Linked DNA regions of Mus musculus: region 1 is linked to region 2. A link is a loop called in an ENCODE intact Hi-C map of the cell type or tissue named here. Cell type or tissue: heart. All regions are shown on one strand.

The links. Hi-C counts contacts between places; a loop is a spot of excess contacts. Peaks named below come from ENCODE experiments on the same cell type or tissue, not always from the same donor. Only the 100,000 strongest peaks of a DNase experiment are listed, where the experiment ranks them.
Region 1: it touches region 2 in a loop (7-fold over the local background); 30 of 42 quality-filtered maps call a loop at or near these places.

The regions. Positions count from the first base shown.
Region 1 is chr11:62,276,084-62,284,083 of GRCm38, reverse strand. It overlaps Zswim7 (zinc finger SWIM-type containing 7), which reads left to right and starts at 2,689. Exons shown (of 5, transcript NM_027198.1): 1 at 2,689-2,827; 2 at 7,445-7,466. The coding sequence starts at 2,752. Ttc19 (tetratricopeptide repeat domain 19) reads right to left here and starts at 2,611. Exons shown (of 10, transcript NM_028360.2): 1 at 2,391-2,611; 2 at 2,196-2,299; 3 at 377-487. The coding sequence starts at 2,571. In heart, CTCF peaks have their summits at 3,202 (motif pointing right) and 5,795 (motif pointing right); DNase peaks (open chromatin) are centred at 2,663 and 5,823; H3K4me3 peaks cover 1,869 bases; H3K27ac peaks cover 1,632 bases.
Region 2 is chr11:61,947,636-61,955,635 of GRCm38, reverse strand. Gm12273 (a long non-coding RNA gene) reads right to left here and starts at 4,719. Exons shown (of 3, transcript XR_388712.3): 1 at 4,561-4,719; 2 at 3,954-4,190; 3 at 2,902-3,585. In heart, CTCF peaks have their summits at 4,835 (motif pointing left), 5,952 and 6,154 (motif pointing left); a DNase peak (open chromatin) is centred at 4,785.

The DNA of each region.
Region 1 (8,000 bases), 330 kb before region 2:
CACAGATTTACAACTTTAAAATGGAAGACTCTTCCCTGTTTTTACAATCTTAAAAAAAAAAGTTCAGAACAAAGAAAACACCCCCCGTTAATCTGCTAGAAGCTCAGTACAGCAATAGTGAAAGACGCACACAGTTTATTTTATATATTCTGTTAAAAGCAAACTAAACCCAGATCACCAATGAAAAGTACAAAGCTATTTGTTTCTTTATGGTTTGAAATTATAAGTGACCCTGTGGAGGGTACAAAAATTAAACCAAGAGAAAACCTAGAAACAAACACCTTCAGGGCATCATGGCAGTCAGGAAGATAAATGAGCAAGAACACTTTCTCAGCATGTACCCTTCCTCAATAGCTAGACTGGTTAGAGCAGTTACCAGGTCATAAGTGTACGTGATGGCCTTCCTGTTGTCACTCTCATACGCAAGGCGAAGAGCGTCATGCAAAATCAGCTCGGCCGCTTCTGGCTCGTCTTTCATGATGCTCAACTAGAGAGAAAAGACAAAGGCAACATTAACTGAGCTGTAAGGAGGCAGCTGCACTATGCTGCAGAGCAGACACTTCACAAAATGTACTGAATCCCAGCTATGTCCAGGTACCATGCCCACCCAGCTGACAGGGAGACTAGCCTCCCTTGTATCTAGGTGTGCTCATACAACAAAGTTTTAACCAACAGATCACACAGGAGGAATGTGAGCCATCTTTACTTTGTTTTTCCTCCAGAGACAGAGACCAGGCTGCCTCCTGACCCACAGAGATCCACTTGGCTCGGCCTCCTGAGTGTGGCAGTTAAAGGTGTGGACCACCACACCTGGCACTGTGTTCCTACCGAAGCTGTTCGCCTTTCGTCTTCTTCTCTTCCTGAAGATTACAGGGAATCAGGTAGGACAAGTAGGCATAATTAAAACTCACGAAAAGAGGAAGAAAAACAGCACAGAAGAATGACAAGAGGAATCTGGAACGTGTTCAAGAGAATGAGAGTAAAACTGAGGTAAAGTGACTAAGGAGTTAACCATGTAACGAAATGGACAGAAGAATGACCCCAAAAGACAGGGGTGAAAAGAATGGATCTTCAGAAGACATTCGAGGACGGAGAGGTGGACAGAGGGTCCTGAATCACATCTCTTGCCACAGGAGGATGAGACGCTGGCTTAGATCACTTCCAGCCCTGCAGCCTCTGACAGGGGGTTTGTGTTTTCTCACAGGTACAGGGAGAAGTCACTCAGCTGTCAAACAAGAAAGCACTACTACAATCTGATTTACATTTTCAAACCATCACTCAGGTTGCTACACGGAGAAAGGACTGCGGTTGGGGCAAGAGAACAGGACCTGTGTGAGGAAAACTGGGGGAAAAGAGGGAATGGAAAAAGAGGGCAGGCGATTTGAGAAGTGTTCTGGATTTGATGGCAACTGTGTTTACTGCTGTAACTGGGAATTATCAACAACACACTTTAAGAACAATTATGATTATTTTCTGTTTTTTTTTTTTTTTTTCTCCTCTTTTTTGAGACAGGGTTTCTCTGTGTAACAGAATCCTGGCTGTCCTGGACTTGCTTTGTAGAGCAAGCTGGTTTCAAACACAGGGGTCCGCCTGAGGAACCACTATGATTTTTTAGGCTTAATTTTTTAGGTGATAGAGAGAACACTGTTAAAGCCATATTTGGGGGGAAGGAATTTAAGAAAAAGTGCTTAGTCCCGGGCATGCTAAATCTGAGAGATAGCTGTGGCCTTGCAATAGAGACAGCATGTCAATGACACACTGCAGTCTGAACACAAATCTGGACGTTGTTGGCATTAAGTCGATATTGAACCCGTAGGAAGAGATGAAATAAACCTGGAGGGGGGAAAAAAAGGATGTGGAGAAACAGATTTAGACGCAAACCAATAGGCATAAACGATACTAAATTGCATTTTCGGGGCGTCATTCATAGTCTATGAACAAAATGTCATTCGGCTTGGAGGTTAGCTGATTAAAGCCACCCTCGCAAAACATCCTCAATCAATACGTTTGGACAAAATAAATAAATAAATAAAGGAAATGTGAGGGTCTCCACCTGCACTCACAACTGCAGCGATTCTGCTGCAGGATTCGCTCTGGACCAGTCTGGATGGATCCCAACCTTCCACCCAGGGCCAATCCATCCAGGCCTCGGGAAACCGGAGCAGAGAGCGCGCGCGCCCGGTCGAGCCCCTCACCTTGGCTTGCTTCAGCAGCTGGATGATCTCGGCCTCCGCCTCGTCTGACGCGTCCTCTCCCGGCTGCTCGGCCGTCGCCGCGGGTCGCGAGAACCAGGCGAGAGCTGCGAGAAGCGGCTCAGAGGTCACCGGGACCGGCCCGTGCCCGCGTCCCCGCCCCCGCCGGGCCGGCCCCGCCCGGAGCGCACCGCTCACCTGCCAACAGCGGCAGCACCCCGTGCCCCCGCGCCGGCGCGCCTCGGGTCCGCAGCCGCTCCGCGCCCGTCCCCGCGTCGCCCGTCCGCTCCGGCAGCAGGCGCGCCGTACAACCCCCACACCGCCGGCCCGCGGCCCGCAGCAGGGTTCGACCCAGACGCCAGCGAAGCAACCGGAACATGCCGACGGGTCCTCCCTCAGAGATCCACTAAGCCACGGCTGGCCCGGGACGCCCCGCCAGTCCGCATGCGCGATGACGCATGCTGACGTCACGCCGTCTCGTCCCGCCCCGCCCCGCCCCCGGCCTGCAGGGCGCGTGAAGTTCGCAGCGCCCGGGAGGAGAGAAGACGGGCGGCGTGCCATGGCGGTCGCGCTCCCGGAGGTGGTGGAAGAGCTCCTGAGCGAGATGGCCGCCGCTGTGCGAGACAGCGCGAGAAGTACGGCCTGCGGGCTTTTATTCTTACCCCGCATGGTTATGTCCCTGAAGCCTGGGCCCCTTAAATCGCTTAACTAAATAGAGGGATTTGAGTGACTAGACGTCAGATCCCTGAGTGCGAGCCGGTGTGCGGGAACCCCGGTACTTAAAGAGAGCCACTGGGTACATCCAAGGAGTGGGCGAGGGCTGGGATGCGGAATGGCAGATGCGTAGACAATTTCGAGTTACTCAGAATCTTTATCCACAATCCGTGATGCAAAGTTTAAAAATAATACCCTTGTTTACTACTTTGTTTAGTAAATAGATTTTACTAAAAAACATTCAGGGAGGCAAAACCTTTAAAAAAAAATCGGGAAGTTGAAAATTACTTCTTCCCTCTGGCCTGTAGAGGTCGCCCTATGCCTGTCTCCAACAAAATGACCGACCAAGGATGATCTTTGCTTACTCACCAGAGTAGGAGGATCTACCAAAAGGGGAAAACTAGTAATGAGGATCTACTATGCAGCTCGGCTGGTAAAGAGGCTTGCCTGGCATGTAGAGAGCTGCCGTGGATTCCCCACCACCGCACAAGACTGGGCACATGGCTGTAGTCTCCGCACTTGGGAAGTGGAGACAAAAAAAAAAAAAAAAAAAAAAAAAAGAAAGAAAGAAAAAGGGAAAGTTTAAGGTCAACCTCAGCTACATAATGCTAGGCCAGACTGGGCTGCTGGAGACTTTATCTCAAAAAACTGGAGGTGGGGTGGGGGGTGCTTTTGAAGTGTAGACTAATTAAAGCACTCTCCCCAAAAATAGCCTCTCTAAATGATAGCCAAATTAGAGCACAAAACTCCTATTGTTCATTGATTGTGCTCTGTGAACTGGTTTGAGTTACTGCTTCAATGGGACTAGAAAAGTAAACGAATAGTCTCATTTTGGTCTTTTACGTAAAAGATTCAGCCAACCAGGTATTCAAACATGCTTTGACTTCAAAGAAGTTGTGGGGTGTTAGTCTGTTGTGAGGTCTTGCTTCCAGGATTTGACCACAGATGTTCTGAGATGCTGGAACGAGATGAGTTTTACAGAACAGGGCTGTTGGTTAATCCATATGCCAGTAACTGAAGGGGCCCCCTTACACAGGAGCAGACTCTCAATTCCTGTTTATTTTTCAGTAGAGCAGTTTTCAGTATTGGGTCTGGGTATTCCTTTCTAATCCCCAATCTTCCTTGGTAACCGTGCAGAATATAAGTCCAGGTTGCATGTATATGATTTTGACCATATAGAAGCTATGATTTCCTTTCCTGGGTAACTTGGTTCCCCTGAATTATAACCATCTCGGCTTTCTAAGCTTGTTTAGTTTTCTACATATGTATTTTTACTTGAACTTGAAATTTTATGCCACTATCACAGGTCTCCACTCAAAATGTTAAGGTAAAAAAGACATTTTATCAGTTACATTTTCATAAAGGAATCTGCGAAGAGCCTGCCGACTTCCCTAGTATGGACTGGCTGCTGTCCGGTTGGGCTGCTGCTGTCTTCCTTCAGTGTTAACTGGGAATTCTCTTTTCCCAGTTTGGGTCTTGTGTTAGCACATCCTACAGTTTACTTTCCTCTTGTTGATCCACTTGTGTATTGTTACCTGTCTTATTGTATGCAGTACACACCTCAGTAGGTTTCTGAAGAAGGCATGAACTATGCTTTTGCGGCTTTGAATGTCTGAAAAAGGTTTTTCTGCTCTCACGCTTGGTTAAAAGGTGTTGAGGGCGGCCAGCGGCCCACATGTCTGAGTTCTAGCCTGGGAGGCATCTTGGAATCTGGAAGAAAAGAGGGAACTAGGCGGCACGAGAAAGGATGGAACCAAGACATTAGTCTGATCAAGGTTCAATTTTACTATTTGGAGACACGGGGTTATGAAGAAGGGGGAGGGGCCCATTCCCGCCAAATCATCCTTGGAGTCCAGTTTCAGGTGACCATGTGTTGGCTCTGGAACAGCTAGGTGGCAGGTAGTAGCAGTGGGAGTGGCAGAACGATAGGGTGGCAGGCTTCATCCCCATGCTCTCTTAGTGCTAACAGTCAAACCTGATCAGCCAGATTTCAGGCTGGGGGGGGGGGGTTACAAAAAGGTATTAAGTTTCATGTTGGAAATAGCATATCTTCAGACCTCTGAAAACATTGTCCCATAATTGTCTAGCATTTTGTATCTAGCATTGCTCCTGAATTTTGTCGGTGGCTTTTATTTTCTCTGGGTCTTTGAATTGCAGTTGCTCCTAGGTATCCATGATGGTTAAGATTGCTGATGTACAGTCCCTTTGGTAGGATGGCATGTGACCCATATTCACCTTCCTTTGTACTTTATTTTATGTATATGAGTACACTGTAGCTGTACAGATGGTTGTTAGCCTTCATGTGGTTGTTGGGAGTTGAATTATTTTAGGACCTCTACTCACTCCGGCCCAAAAATTTATTATTATATACATAAGTACATTGTAGCTGACTTCAGACACACCAGAAGAGGGTATTAGATCTCATTATGGGTGGTTCTGAGCCACCATGTGGTTGCTGGGATTTGAACGCAGGACCTTCGGAAGGGTAGTCAATGCTCTTACCCGGCTGAGCCGTCTCACCAGCCCCCTTTGTACTTTAATATGCTTGAAACCATCCCTACATCACTCACAGCTCCTGTTCTCTGCAGTGTCAGTGCTGAGTAGGTAGATGGCATCCTGGGTTGCTTAGAGAAAATGAGAGAATGACATGTTTAGTAGAGGCTCAGAGGTTTCAGGGGTTGGTAGTACTGGTTTCTGTGTGATTTTGTTTGGCCTCTTTATAGCCCAGGCTGGCCTTGCTCCCTGTGCTTGTGCCTTTGGCTTCTGAGCATCCCAGTTAGAAGTGTGTGTCTGACCTTTCCATTTCTTTTTAAACATTCCACGTGTATGGGTATTTTGCCTGCATATGTATCTGTGCACCATGTGGGTGCAGTGCCCTGAGAGGCCAGAAGATGGCATCAGATTCCCTTGTACCGGAATGTGAACCAGCTGGGGCATGAACCCTGCTCTTAACTGCTGAGTCGTGGCCCAGCCCCTCAGTTCTTATCTCGTGTTAGGTGAGTCCACAGATGTTGGTCCTACGGGTGTGGAGAGCCAGCTATAACTTCTTTATGACCATGATTCTCAAGCTTCTGATAAGATTTTGTTCAAGTTTCATTTTTACTTCTGTATGAATGTATGAATGTCCATGTGTGAGGGAGCCCCCAGAAGCCAGAAGAGGGAGTTGGACCTGTGGAGCTGGCAGTACAGAGGTTAAGAGCCACTCAGCATGGGTGCTAGAAACTCCAGCTGTCTGAGAGCAGCCAGCCAGTGCTCTTGGCGGGTGCACCACCTCCAGCCCCTGGTTTTGTTTTCCACTCAAAGTGAGGCTCTACTAACTTACTTGATAGACATTTGTTTTTTTGTTTTTTTTTGTTTTTTCCTAGTATTCCCATCCCTTGGTTATAGCATGTCCTTTATTGTCCCTGAATAATTTATCTCCTGTATTTAATCTTTTTATCCCTGCCTCTGCTTCTTGGGAAATTCCTTCAACTGTGTCTTCCAGATTTTCTATGAGGTTTTTATTTCTGATATTATATTTAATTTATAATTTTCCCTGCCGTTTTTATGATTGCATTAGCCTGTTTGTTCTGATATTAGTGATAGTTGTTGGAACTTTCCCTCTGACTTCAGTGTTTCCTCTAAGTAGATTCTTTTGCTGATTTTTGTTCTCTTTTTACTTAGTTGTGGTAATTTGTAGTTGCCGTGTTTAAGGATAGAAAACTCAAGCAAGGACTTACAGACCTTACTTACTTACTTACTTAGCATGCGTCTTACTAGGTGGCTTAGCTGAACACCCATGACAGTGCTATTCCCTGTCCGATGGCTCAGATTCCCAATGAGTCTCCTGCCTGGAGGGTGAAGACTGGGAGAGCAGCTCAGCCGCAGGGGGGAAAGGAGGAGGGCTGGTTCTTGCAGGAGCCACGTTGGGAAGAGAGCAGCAACTCCCCCTGGCTTGGGTGTTTTCTCCTAGTCCTTTCGGAAATCCTCTATTAGAGCCTTCCGTGAACACCATCAGTCATCTGCCAGAGGGAGCGACAGCCACCCACAGCTGAGAAAGGAACGGAGACATCCTTCTGCTTGGTTGTCTGTTTCTTTTATTTATTTATCTTTGAGGCACTGTCTACATAGTCCTGGCTGTTTTGAACTCAATATGTAGACCTCAAACTCACAGAGATCTATCTGCCTGCCTCTGTGCAGAGGGTTGGGGAGGAGGATGGAAGGTTCTGGAGTATGTGCCAGACCAGTGCTCAGTTCTCCCTACCGATAGCTGAAGATCCGTCTTGTTGAGGTCTGTCTGGAAAGTTATGTTCCACTTTCATATTTGCCCCCAGTGTATTTTAGCTGTTGTTTCCCCTGCCTCCCCATCCTTGGGAACTAATGATTCTTTAAATAAGTAAATAGATCCTATTATTGCTTCAATGGGTTGGGAAAGACGTAGAATTGGATAGATAGGTTCTGTTTACATCGTCTGCAGTGATTTGGGATCGTTGTTATAAGAGCTTCATGTTTGCCGTGACTAGTCTAGCATGACTAACTCTCCTGTTCCCATCTTACAGTTCCCGACGAGCTTCTCTTATCGTAAGTACAGACTCTTGTTTGATCTATAAAAAGAGTTACACAGTTTTAAGAGCCAGATCCTTTCAATGTATTTCTTGGTTTTTAGAGATAGTAAGAGGGCTGGAGATAAGACTTGCTCCTATTCCAGGGGACCAGAGTTCCATTCAGAAGGCACATAACCACCTATAACTCTAGCTCTGGGGGATCGATCGGATACACCTCAGGCCTTTGTGGGCCCTGCCAACACACGGTGAACAGCATGTAGGCAAAACACTGACACACACTTGTTTGGTTGTTTTTTAACGTGTAAAAACAAAGCAGACCTGGTGGCAGGCACAGGTTTAATTGCAGCCCTTGGAAGGTGGAAGCATGAGGTCCAGGAGTTCAAGGCCATCCTGGGCTACAGCAGAAGTGTGAGGTCAGCCTGACCTATGTAAGACCTTGGCTCAAAAAACAAACCTAAGTCAGATCTGGAGAACAGACTCAGTGGTTCCCAGCACAGACCTTGGGAGTTTCCCAGAAGCCTAATATCCCTCCCTGACATCCATGGGCACC
Region 2 (8,000 bases):
CTCCATGACTCATTTGACATTGATTATCTACACACACACACACACACACACACACACACACACACACACACGCTTCTGTGGATACACTGCAGGGACCGTTTATGTTCCAGCTTAGACCTCTCCCTCACTTTAGCCCTCATTCCCCAACATCTCTAGGACACCTCTGAGGCCCTGGAATTGAACAAGGTCAAGACCGAGTTCAGGGTTGTCCTTTCTCTCAGCCTGGTTCTCCCTCCCCTGGGGGTGAACGCTTTGTCCAGAGACTAAAGAACATGTTCTGTATTTATTAACATAAAAGTCACCTACGACTATTAAATATGCATGAACAGAATGGCAGGACCATGAGTCATGCTTGAGGTAGTGAGAGTGAAACACAGACAATTCTTTCTAGATGAGGTGGGGAGGGGAAGAGACGCCCGGGTAGTAGAGGTGGAAAGGCTGTTGAAGGAGGGTTTGGGTGTTGGGCTGGCCTTTGTTGGTGTTTTGCTTTGCTTTCGTGGTGGAAGAAACTTCAGCATGTTAAATATTTATGGAAAGAATACCACTGAAGGGCAGTCAGGAAAAGTTAACTCTGCATGACTGCTCAGCAGACTGTGCATGTATAAAAGGGAAAGGATGGGAATCCTGGCCAGGATGGAAGCAGCCCCCACCCCACCCCACCCAGCCCCGCCCAGCTCCACCCCACCCCACACTGTAAGATGAGAGAAGTATAAAAGAAGGGAAATGAAGGTTTCCTTTAGTAGAGGGAAGAAAGTCAAAAGGGTTTTCTCTGGAAAAGAAGAGAGGATGAGATTCATGAGAGTGAGCAGGAGGCCGTGTGTGTGTGTGTGTGTGTGTGTGTGTGTGTGTGTGTGTGTGTGTGTGCGTGCACACGTGTGTATCAATCCAGAATGATAACCTGGAGTATTGATTGTTGCCATCAGGCAGCATCAGGCAGTGAGACTGTTGGATTCTCTGACTGGATGACTATGTCCCTGTTCAGATGTTGCAGCACAATCCCCAGTGTTGTTCAATGTTCCCAGGTGGAGCCTTTAGAGAATAATGAGGCAGAGACTTCAGGAAATGGACTAATATCCTCAAAAACAGAGTTCTCTTGTACATCTCCCCGTGTGAGGATGTAGAAAGATGTTCCTATCAATTAATCAGGAAGGGAACTTTCATCAGACATCAAGTTAGCCTTGACCTTCAACATCTGGAGGCCCTGAGACTCCATCTCCATCATCTAAGCCACCCAGTCAATGGACCTTTCTTATGCAGGAGCCAAATAGACAGTGAGATGGGTGGTAAGCGTGGAGTCAAGTTAGGGCCATCACATACCCATCTGTGAGTTAGACAGAACCCAAGCTGTCCTGATAGATAGAGAAACACAATGGCAACCACAGTGATCGCTGCCTTTAATAAGAAGTAAGCAGGCATTAAGGGGATGGCTCACCTGCCATGAATGCATGAGAAACTGAATCTGAAGCCCCAGAGCCCATGTAAAGCCAGACTTGGTGGCACACATCTGTAATCCCAGATTGAAGGAGATTGAAAGTAGAGACAGGAGAACCCCAGAACTCCCAGCTTAGGTCAGGGAGTCTGGTTATACATGGTGAGCAACAAAGAGAGACCCTGTCTCAAACAATGTGGAAGGCAAGGATTAGCCTGAGGTTATCCTCTGACTCACCACATGCCATGCTGTGACACACTTGTGCCAACACTTACACACAAGCATGCAGATCACACACACACACACATAAGTGTGCAGTTATACGTGTGTGTGTGTGTGTGTGTGTGTGTGTGTGTGTGTGTGTGTACATTTGAAGGCCAGAGGACCTCAGGTGTTGTTTCTCGGGTGCCAGCCATCTTTCTTTTGATAGGTCGCTCACTGGTTGGCAGCAAGCCTCAAGCATCAGCCTGCCTCTCCCGTCCCAGCACCGGGATCATGGGGGAGCATCTATGATTCTGGTGCTGGGAAGGGAGAGGCAGGCTAGCCCTTGGGTTGAGTTGGGTTGGCTTGGGTTGGCTTGGGTTGGGTTTGGGTTTTGTCTGTTGTCTCATGGGTTCTGGGGATGGAACTCAGGTCTGGGCCAGCCTGGCAAGAGCTTCTTGAATTGAGCTTGTTCCCCGGCCCTGACTGTATGAAAGAAAACATGGTTTATCAAAATCAGTCCTCGGAGTTTTGTCTTGGGGTTTTTGGTTTTGCTTTGTTTATTTATATTTGTGGTGTGCACGTGTGTCGGGGTGCATGCGGTGCACGTGTGTCGGGGTGCATGCGGTGCACGTGTGTCGGGGTGCATGTGGTGCATGTGCATGTGGGTAAGAAAATATCTTACTGGAGTCAGTTCTCTCCCTCCACCATGTGGCTGTCTGGAATCAGACAGGTTGTCAGGTTTGGTAGCAAGCATATTTAAGCACAGCAAGCTATCTTGCTAGCCCTTGGTTTGGTTTGGGTTGGTTTGGGCTGGGTTGGTTTGGGCTGGGTTGGGTTGGGTTGAGGTTGGGTTGGGTTGGGTTGGGTTGGGTTGGGTTGGGTTTAGGTTGAGTTGGGTTGGGTTGGGTTGGATTGGGTTGGGTTTAGGTTGGGTTGGGTTGGGCTGGGCTGGGTTGGGTTGGGTTTAGGTTGGGTTAGGTTTAGGTTAGGTTTGGGTTGGGTTTAGGTTGGGTTGGGCTGGGTTGGGCTGGGTTGGGCTGGGTTTGGGTTTGGGTTTTGTTTTTTAACAGGTTCTCGCTACGTAGCTCTGATTGGGCTTGAGCTCCCCATGTACATGAGGCTAACTATGAACTCGGAGACCCACCTTTGCCTCTTAAGTACTTTGAGAGAAGGTGTGCGGTGTGCACCGAAAGGCTCACGCTAGGAGAGTCTTTAAAATGCACACACACACACACACACACACACACACACACACACATCCAGAGTCTGATCTCATGGTTTATTTTCCATACACATTTAAGCACAGTAAAGCCTTGGGGAAAGTCTCCATGTGACAATTCTCACCATAAAGCTTCAGGGACGGCTGCACCTAAACTCCCTTCCAAACTAGCCAAGCACCTGTGACTCTTATATTAAGAATGAGTTGTATTGACTGATAAATAGTGCTCACGGCACAGGCCAAGGAAGAAAGACCCTACAAATCCACTTGTAGGAAGTGAAGGGACCTCAGAGTGGGCACGGAACACACCCAGACACCAAGTTCTCGGCACAAAGGAGATTCTATTACGAAGGCATAAGGAAGTGGCCAAATTCGGGGCTAGACCTTGGTGGCTAGCTTTAGGAATGTAATCTAATAGTTTGACGAGAGAGGGGGAAGGGGAGAGGGCAAAACCTGCCAGTTCCACGTTTGCCATGCTGGGGCCTGTAAGAGCCCTTTAATAAGCACTCAGATAGATTCTATTGATGGGGAATGCAAAATACACGGGACCTCTCTCATAAGGATGGGGTCTATTCACTGGGAGGCAAAGCTCAGGACTGAGGCCTAGACAATGCTCAGGATTTTGGCAGATTCAGGTGAAGGCTGAGTCCATAGAATAGCAGAAGATCACCAGGGTTAGACAGCATCCACTCTAGCCTTCCGGGTGAACGGGTATCGGTTATCATTTCCTTCCCTTGAAGGAAATAGGCCCGTATGTTAAACAAGTCTGCTTCCTCCGGTGATCTCTCTAAACTGTGCCTCCTACTCGACACAGTCCTCCAAAGTATGACATAATCCAACCCAGTTTCATCAGTGTCTCTTGATCCTTCCACAATTCTCTGGTGTTCTTTCGCCCTTCTCCCTCTCCTGTGCCCTCCTGCCAAGTCCTTCCGGCCTTACCTACACTCCCCTGCATAACTTGTTAGCTGCATTCTTAAGGTCTTCCATGTCTTTAGGTATAGTTCGAACATCTGATGTCATCTTTGTGCGCCCCCACCCGGTCCCCCCAGAGTTCTGCTTTGTAAATAACCACGCTGCTGCTTCACCTATTTGGACACTTACGTTCCGGCAGACTGCCCTTTGTCGTCATGCGCTGACCTCGAGTAACTCTGTGCAGCCTTTTCACTTCTTGCCTGGATTTAGTCTCGTCCTCCCTCAGACAAGCCGACTGGGCTTTGCAGTCATCGAGCCTCAGCATTTACCGCCTCCCTTCTGTTGCCTTGTTCCTGGTTGGTTTGTCTGACGCTTTCCCTCTTTCTGTTTTGTTTCTTGCGGTGTAGTTCAGTGAGCATCGCAGTCCTTGGGAAAGCATTTTATATGGGTTATCCCCATACAAAGCAAAGGCTCTGGGCAGTCAAATTTAGCCCCGCCCCCACCCTACACCCCCAAATCAAAATTAGCAGCAATAAAAGTACTACCAGGGCCAGGCGATGGTGGCGCACTCATTTAATCCAGCAGAGGCAGGCGGATCTCTGAGTTCGAGGTCAGCCTGGTTTACAGAGCAAGTTCCGGACCAGCTAGGGCTACACAGAGAAACCCTGTCTCACAAAACAAAACAAACAAAAGCACTATTTGGGTAGCAAGATGGCTCAGCAGTAAAAGCATACCCACACACAACAACAGCAGCAGCAGCAACAACAATAATAATAACAATAACAACAATAATTACTTTTACAGGCACGCCAGGATTGAGGCACTCCACTGTCGAGGCTGGTGACAAAAACCGTGCCCGAATTGTTGCAAGCATGCTGTAGGTCCTACTTTTCTAATGGCTGCAGCAGGGAGACCATCCCTCTCTTTATACTTTTGGGGCTCTAAGTTGTGACATCTGCTTTGTCAAAGGGTTGTGCCACCCCGAAGTTTGGAATGCGTGATGCAAAAGTGAGTCAAGTTCCAAACCGTGACTCATGTTGCTAGAGCGCCCTCTTGTGGCAGCGGAAGGGACCTCGCCGTCTTGCTCACCTGAAAGGCCCTCATGGAGGCTCCTTTGCTTGGGCCTATTTGATGAGCCTTTTTATGGGAGTCAGCTTTCTATTATTGTACCAAGTACCTGAGATAATCAAGTTATAAAGAAAACAGTTGATTTTCGCTCACTGCTTTGAGGGTTTCTGTTCGTTGGCCTCCCTGCTGGGGTAAATGAAAAGGCAAAGTGTTCAGAAAGCAAAAGAAAAAGGGAACGGGCTGGTATACAGTGTCCCCTTTAACGGGCATGTTTTCAATGACCCGAATGCTTTCCGTAGTCCCCATTCCTCAAAGTTCCAGCACCTTCCAAGTGGGAGGCTGGGGACCTTCCAGGGCCAAGCTAAGGACCAAGCATGTAACACATGTACCCGAGGACACTTTAGATTAAATACCACTTTGGAGCCCTCACAGATGGCTCTTATGTCATTCAGATAAATTATTTTTATGCTTAAGAGTACCAGAGTTTATAAACTTTTTTGTATTTGTTTATTGTTAAATGTATAGTTTTATTATTTATAACAACCAAAACCACTCGGTAAGTGCCCTGGGACTCTTATGCACCATAGAAATGTAAAGCCTTCTCTAACCAGTGTTAAATTGCTTAATTCTTGTGTAACACGGGTGTCTTGGTTAGTTTTATGTCAGATTGGCATGAGCTAGAGTCATTTTAGAAGAGAGACTCTCAACTGAGATTAGGCAAGTTGATTAATGATTGATGTGGCAGTATATACACATATATGGATTACTGAAGAGCATATTAAGATCTTCTTTCCACAGGAGAATGAACTAAAACCTCATAATAGTAATATTATATAACGATATTCAATTAAAAATAAAATTTAAATCCAAAGATGGCTCAAAATTTACCTATTTGCAAAACATATATATTCAATATATTATGTAATGTATTATATAACATATTATGTAATATTTATTATGTAATATATAGATATATACGTACATATCTATATTACATAAATACACTCTCATTGTCATCATTAGTTTCTAAAAGGACCAGGAAGCTGGATACATTGGCATATACCTATACTCCTGACACTCTAGAGAGGCTAAGGCAGGAGGATTGCCACAAGTAGAAGATCAGCCTGGTCTACAGTGAAAGACTCTGTCTTAAAGCACAAACAAAACAACAAGAACAACAAAAAGAACAAACAAATAGACACCTCCCCTCCCCCCTCCCCCCTCCCCCATTTCCCCATCCCACCCTCCCAAAACACAAGCCCAGTAGGTCAGAATTAGAGTTAGGACTTTGCTGCCACCTAGGGGACACATCTAGTAGTGACCCAATGTAAAATCCCGCATTCCCCATGGCTAGAGGCTTTTAATTAAATGAAGCAGAATTCCTTGGAGTTTTGAACAAGAACGTTTATATTTTTTTCTGATAGAAACGAATAGCTTTACAGGCCACAGGCACATTTTCAGAAGTGATTACATACTGACTCTCCCTGAGACATCATGAATCTGAGAGCATTGAAGAGCACACTAGTGTTTAGTCCCCAGGGCAGAACCTCTGTCAATATGGGATTAACTATAATGTCAGAGAACAAACACAATGTAAATTTTTATTTTATAAACTTTATTGCTTAAAAAAAATAGGGCCAGGTAGGTAGATCTCTATGAGTTCCAGACTAACCAAGGCTACATAATAAAAATCCATCTCAAAACAACAAAACAAAACAAACAAAAAACCCACTACACTATAAAGAAAATAAAACTTGCAAATAAATAAAAATATCACAGATGCCAATTCTATACAGCTTTTAATGACTGTATACATAGCTTCTATCTAGCTAGGATTGGCGTTCGGAGTGGAGCTGTGTCCATCACCTGAGTTCAGTCCTCCCCATCCCTGTACACGCGCCTTTCTTGTTCTCTTTCTTCATGTTATACTGTACCCACATGGACATTTGTTTGCATATGTCATATTGTAACATATGTAACAATACATATAGGCTAGATTCAATTATGAAAAGCTACATGAGGTTTATGTCTTTCTAAAATTCTGAGATCTCACTTTACACTGTACCCATGTTCCTACAAACTTTTTAACTTCATTTTTCTTTACAACTAAGTAATATTCCATTATAGATTATATATATTCATTATTCATTCATCTTTTGATAGACAACTCGGCTAATTCCTATTTTTTGCTACAGTGAATAAAGCATCAATAGACACGGGAAAGGGGGGTGGTACAGACATCTCCATGGTAGGGTGTGGAGCTGCCATGTGGTAGTTTGCTTTGCTTCAGTTCATTTTGTTTTGTCTTTTGAAACAGGACCTTTCTATGTAGCCCTGGCTGTCCTAGAACTTACAGAGATCCCCCTGCCTCTGCCGTCTAAGAATTGGGATTAAAGGCATGATACCCAGATGGTGGTTGTATTTGTAATGTTGTGAGACTCTTCAAACCAGTTTTCACAATGAATTCATATAGAACCACACAAGATCATGAATTAGCCAAAGAAATCCTAGGAGGTAAGAGAGACACATGACTTCAAACTATACTGTAGAGCTATAAGGATAAAAACAACATGATGCTGGCCTGAAAATGGACAGGAAAACCAATGGAATAGAATAGAGGTCCTGGAGATAAAACAGCAGAGCCACACCCACTTAACACTGACAAAAGAGGCAAAAACATACTCTGGAAAATTCACAATTAATTTGTACCCCACAACAGTGCATAAGGGCTCCTGTCTCTCCATATCCTTTCCAACATTTGTTGTCAGATTTATTGACAATGGCCATTCTGTCTGGGATAAGGTGGTATCTCAAATAAATTTTAGTTTGCAATTCTCTGATGGCTGAGATATTGGACACTTTTTAAAACAGTTATTAGCCATTTGTATTTTTTAAAAGATGTCTACTTAGTTTACTTGTCTGTTGGTTGGCTGGTTCATCCCCTTGGTATTAAATTTCTACAGCTCTTGGTAAGTTCTGACATAGCCCCTGTCTGAGTGTAGCTGGCACAAATTTTCCCCCGTTCTCTGGGCTACCTGATAACTATGCTGACCGTGGTCCTGTAACGGTTCGGCGCACAGAATCCTTTTATTTTCCACATCTATCAGTTGATACTGCACTCAGCTCCCATCTTGGTGTTCTATTTTTAAATTTCTTGTCTTCCCCAAT